Regions from separate parts of the Mus musculus genome. Here region 2 is linked to region 1. The links are chromatin contacts, found by Hi-C or POLR2A ChIA-PET in ENCODE. All regions are on one chromosome and are shown on one strand. Each heading gives the region's core, a stretch centred on a gene start or an enhancer-like site at or near the end of the contact. The rest is flanking DNA. Distances are from core to core; before and after follow the strand shown. Region 1 holds the start of Polq (polymerase (DNA directed), theta). Region 2 holds the start of Ndufb4 (NADH:ubiquinone oxidoreductase subunit B4).

Evidence for each region. Hi-C counts contacts between places; a loop is a spot of excess contacts on that map. ChIA-PET counts read pairs that join two places held with the same protein, here RNA polymerase II (POLR2A).
Region 2: a loop to region 1 is called in a map of v-Abl transformed pro-B cells, with 3 times the contacts of the local background. The contact joins the promoter of Ndufb4 here to the promoter of Polq in region 1. A Hi-C loop is called at or near these places in 1 of 37 maps with a recorded cell type or tissue (v-Abl transformed pro-B cells). POLR2A ChIA-PET finds 5 or more read pairs at or near these places in 1 of 5 experiments (Patski).

The regions. Positions count from the first base shown.
Region 1 is chr16:37,010,506-37,013,205 of GRCm38, forward strand. Polq (polymerase (DNA directed), theta) reads left to right here and starts at 1,281. Exons shown (of 30, transcript NM_029977.2): 1 at 1,281-1,554; 2 at 2,602-2,700. The coding sequence starts at 1,395.
Region 2 is chr16:37,653,053-37,655,752 of GRCm38, forward strand. Ndufb4 (NADH:ubiquinone oxidoreductase subunit B4) reads right to left here and starts at 1,316. Exons shown (of 3, transcript NM_026610.1): 1 at 1,128-1,316. The coding sequence starts at 1,307.

The DNA of each region.
Region 1 (2,700 bases), core at 31-2,530:
ATAAATGCATAAAGGAAGGAAGCGTTTCTTTCATGGAGTAATGCCTCCCTCTGGTGGGATTTTAGAATATTGTTTAACCACTTCCTAAATTCACTCCCCACATCCTTCCCCCAAACCAATGGCCATAATTTCTTCAGGATAGGCTTGTCACCCACTTGTTGGCTTGGTGAGATGAACTGTGGAACTAGGCAAGTACCAGGCACCGATTTACGTCCAGAAGTTGGTCAAAGCACATCTATAACTAACTTCCTTGTTCAGAATGACCCCTCATGTGCTTTCAGAGCCTCCTCTTTCAACACCAAAGGGATCTATCCAGAATCTCCAGTTCTGATCATACAATCCTCAGGATATAACCGCAGAAATAATCCCTTCCCTATCAACTGCCAACACAGAAGTGCAGTTCTCAACTCAGAGGGAATAAGAAAATTTATTCTGGAACAAATATGAGTTACTATGGCCCCAGGGACAAATTTAAATTGTTCTATATACTGTTTTGTGGTAGCAGTTTTACAGAGTTTTTATATTTCCGAGCAAAGAGAGCTATAACTGAAGACGTTTAAAGATACATTGATGTTAATGGAAACTTCAGGTAGGTTAGATCCAGCAAATCAAGAGAAACTTCTGCTGTAAGGCTCAGATGCATATAACATGCTTAGCTTTTGGGTTGGTGGAAGCTACATTCCCAAATTCGTACATTCCCAAACGACTTACTTAATAGTCACAAGAACATGACAGAGTTGTGTGACCAAACAAGTGGCTATTTAAGGGGCCGAGATAACCCAAAATAATTGACACTGAACCAGTCTACAGCCTGGAATGTTTAACCCGGGCGTGTCCTCTACTCCACCCCCATCTGTTATTTTAATTCACGTATTTGACAAGAGGAAAACCGCACAAATTACGCTCTACCAAAAAACCCTACTTTTTTTTTTTTTTTTACACAATCTGAAGAAACAAAAAAGAAACAAACACAATACAATAGTAAAGAAGAGATACTTTCCTAATCTATTCACATAAGGGCAACTCATTAGCTTCCGATTCAAACCAGAAATAAGTAAAAACAGGAGGAATGTTTTTAGAACAATCTACGAATGCAGTCAGATGCTCCGTTCCTTTTAATGTCTCCAGCACTCTATCCCCTTTTCTATCCCCAGCCGCCAGCGGAGGCCGGAAGCCAGATATCAGCGCGGGCTGTTCCGTCCCTCACCACTCTATGGTAGTCGGGTTATTCTAGCCAGGAGAACTCTGTGGTTCCGGGGCGTGCTGGGAGGCCTGCATTTGAAGATGGAGGCGGGAAGATGGAGGCGGTAGCTGTCACTAGGTTGGGGTTCTCCCGCGCGGGAGGCCTATGGGACTGTGTCGTGTCCTGAACAGTCGAGAGGAGCTTGTTTGCAATGAGTCTTCCGCGCCGGAGTAGGAAACGGCGGCGTTCATCGTCCGGCTCCGACACGTTCTCGGGAGATGGTGATAGCTTTGTTAGCCCTCAGCTCCGGTGTGGACCGGTGCTGAGTCCACCTCCGGGGCTGGGACGCGGCCGGAGGCTCACAGGGACAGGTACTCGACCCGCGGGGCCGACGCGGCCGAGGGCAGCAGGGGTTGAGATGGGCTGCGAGAGTATCAGGGCCATGCACTCCCGCACCGGAGCTGGATAGCTGGAGGCAGGGCTGCTATCCAGTACCCGGCCTGGGACTCAACCCTGGGGATGGCTTCCCTCTTGGCCAGCATGCACAGCTGATGGTGTTTTAGTCCACCACTGCCCCAGTAGATATGGGCGTTCTTTGGTTTTTGGGTCTTTACACCTTCCCAGAAACAACTTCCAAGTTGGCCAGATCCTGTCACCATGTCGAGGGTTTGCTTAGGATAAATGTCCAGTGGTACAACTTCATATATATAAGTACCAAATTTCTGGGTGTGGTGTAGGATGCAGGCTCTTTGGACTGCAAAGAGCAAAGCTGGAAGGCACATGTTGTCTTAGAACCTTAACCCAGTTCTTGTTTGCTTTTTTGAGATAAGGGCTTGCTCTAGGTCAGGCTGGGTGCTGTCTCGATCTCGGACCAAGGGTGTTTATCCGTAAATGTTGGGATTATAGGCCTACACCAGTGCATTTCATAATTCTTTGCCCTTGGTTATGCAGATACCTCAGTACTAAATCGTAAAGAGAAACTCATCTAACAGCTTTGTAATGCTTAATCACCCTTCTACCTCCACATCTGTACAAACTTTTTATTCAGTGTGTATAGCACACTTTTTGGTTTTTTCGAGACAGGGTTTCTCAGTATAGCCTGGCTGTCCTGGAACTCAACTTTGTAGACCAGGCTGGCCTTGAACTCAGAAATCCATCTGCCTCTGCCTCCCAAGTGCTAGGATTAAAGGCTTGTGCCACCACCGCCCAGCTATAGCACACTTTTGTTTGTGGCTCTTAAGAGTTTTCAAATTTTCATCTAGTAAATAAAAAATTGCTAGCATTTTTCTGTATAGGATCAGTTTCTTAATAGGTCTCTAGAAGTGAAGATGTGTTTTAAGTTTGGTAGGAATTCAAACAGGTTTAACTACTAAACTTGTATGTTGGAGGTAATTAAATTGTTTTTGTTTTTCTGAAAGGAACAAACAAGCGAAGAGTTTCTGATGACCAGATAGACCAGCTGCTGTTGGCAAATTGGGGACTTCCTAAAGCAGTTCTGGAGAAATACCATAGTTTTG
Region 2 (2,700 bases), core at 66-2,565, 640 kb after region 1:
TAGCTTATAGTATAGAACAGGTGTATCTCTTTCACCATGTAAACAAAGGTCTGCTTGAGGATACTCTATCTGTGCAGAAGGTAATATAAGTCACACAGACTAGGGTGTGTGACCTGTTTCTGGGTGTCACTGTCCATACAGTCTCATCTAGAAAGCCAAGAGACTAACACAGTAACCTCTGTGAATGACTGCGACATTTAATTTTTTTAAATGTCTTTCAGACCAGGCATGGGTTTCAAGTGGCAGTAACCCCAGTATGTGAGGCTGTGGCTGGAGGACCTGGCATTCTGAGCCACCTGGAGACTAGCATTGAACCTGACCACTTTGTGTAACTTTCCCTTGGTTGTTCTAACTTTCAAAAATGATAGAGAATATGTATGCAATTGTTGGAAAATCTTTATTTAAAAAAAAATCCCATTTGAGATATTTAGACAGCTTTTACAGAAGAAACTGTCTAAAAGCACACTTGCCAAAATATTTTTTTAGTGATGTATGTTACATACATAGTAATGCTACGTACTTTCTTGTTTGATTTCACAAATCTGACGGATGCACACCATTTTCCACGAGAACACAAAAAAGCTATGGTTTGAGAGGGATTACGTAAATTGCCCAGGGATCATAGTTGGTTATTATATGGGGCCATGAGGTCTGCTTCCAAAGCCGAATGCATCAAAGCCTCAGCTTCTATAACACACTTCATTTGAACAACCCCTATTCTCAAGAGAAAGAAAGAAGTGTCCTTGAGAGTTAGGAGCTGAATGGCACAAAACAGCTTTTTATGCAGTACACTTGGGAGAACCGGGCTTGAGCACGCCCTTTTCGAGGAAGATACTGTGCTAGATTAGTCAGTCATGTGTTAATCTGCCTCAAAAGATATGAAGGACCATATTATGGCCATGTTTCAGACAAGAAAGCCGAGACTATGCAGAGTGGAACAAGTTTCTCTAAACCAAGGGGGAAGCCGTCCGATCCCTTTGACCACTGAGCCGAAGGCCGAAGTTGAAGGGCCAAGGGCTGTGCGGCTCGGGGCCGGTGTCCAGCACACGGAGGGAGCTGGGCGGCCCCGCGTGTGCCCACGCGAGATGCGGCTGCCCCGGCCCACAGTCCCGCCCGGCCCCACTCACGATGTGCGACACGCGTTTGGGGTCGTTGTACTGAAGCAGATACTCCCGTTTAAGCCGGGCCCTTATGCTCAAGCGCTCGACCTGCGCCCTTCTGGTCTCCGGAGACACGTCATACTCGGCAGGGTCGAGGGTACTGGGGAGAGTGGCCAGGGGCGCAGGCTTATACTTGGAACCCGACATCTTGACTCCCGGCGCACATCTGCGCCTGCGCGGATATGAGGGCTGCCCTCTCGAGTCTGACCTTCAGGCTCAGGAAGTGCGCCTGCGCGCGCACAAGGCGCTCTGGCAGGAAGGGGCGGGAGAGGGGTGGGGTTCGAGGCTGGGTGGAGCCTTTGCCAATCCTCCTTCACGCCCTCGTCCCGCGTATTCTGCGCGTGCGCACTGCTTCTCGTTTTGCCTCCTCTTGTCTGGTGGTAAACTCCTTTTCTCTCTGTGCTACTACTTGTTTGCAGAACTGATTTCCTGAAGTTGAGTAGACTAGAGGAGACTGGGAAACTGGGTTGTCTGTGACTCCTGAAGTCCTACAGTCCAGGGTGGGTTCTTCCAACCTGGGTGACCTTGTCATTAGTCAAGGTCATTAGTGTCTCCCAAATTTCCTTTTTCTTACCCTGGAGAAATGACCTTGACTCTGCACTCCTAGCAAGGTTGTTGGAATTAAATGAGACATTGAAAACAATGAAATTGCTTTTCAAACATTTCCCTAGCTACGCCCCACCCCAAACAAAAAAGAGAATAAGCTTTCTAAAGGTTACCACTTTAGGACCAATCCACTGTTAACCCCAAAGATGGGAGGAGAAAGACCACCGACTCAGATCATCTCGTCCAGATTAATTAAAGTCAGGTTTTTATTCCTGTACACGAGCTGCCTCCCCCTGCCTCCTCCTAAGGCAAGGTTCATTGGATGTGAGGAAGGCTTTTATAGCTCAGAGGTAGAGGAGTTCTAAATGGGGGATTTGTGGCAAAATAGGAGTTACAGGAGCAGAATATAGGCATAATAAGTTAGTCTCCTGAAACAAAGACACAAAGGCAGTCATAACAGCAGGTAGTCATACAAGGTACCCATACAAACCTTTTGCAAGATAAACATTAACTTTTTGAAACAAAAATGTGAGTGCTATTCCTGGAACAGGCAGTACAGAACCATTTGTAGTTAAGGTTACAGGTGGGGCATAGCCCAATCTTTGATTAATTAACAGCTTTAATTCATCAAGTTAATTTGTTTAACTTAGTTTGTCTTTACTATCAGATGGCTTTTAAACCTAAGATGGAGGCAGACTGGTTCTTCACCACCTAAGTATAAGCTTATCTTTTGAAGACATAAAATACTGTTTAAAAGGAGAGTGGGGTTACAGAGCAAGTTTTACCTGGCTGTAGTAGATCAGAAAATAATAAAGAATGAAACTCCTGAGTAAATACCTTAGTGAAAATGCAAACAAAACAAAACAAAAACACCTCTCTTAAATCCTCAGCACTCCTCAGGTGCTGAAAGTAAAAGACATCCTTTCAGATAGGAAAGTAACAAGCAGAATAACAGTGCATTCCCGCAAACCCTTGGGAGGCTGAGGCAGGAGCT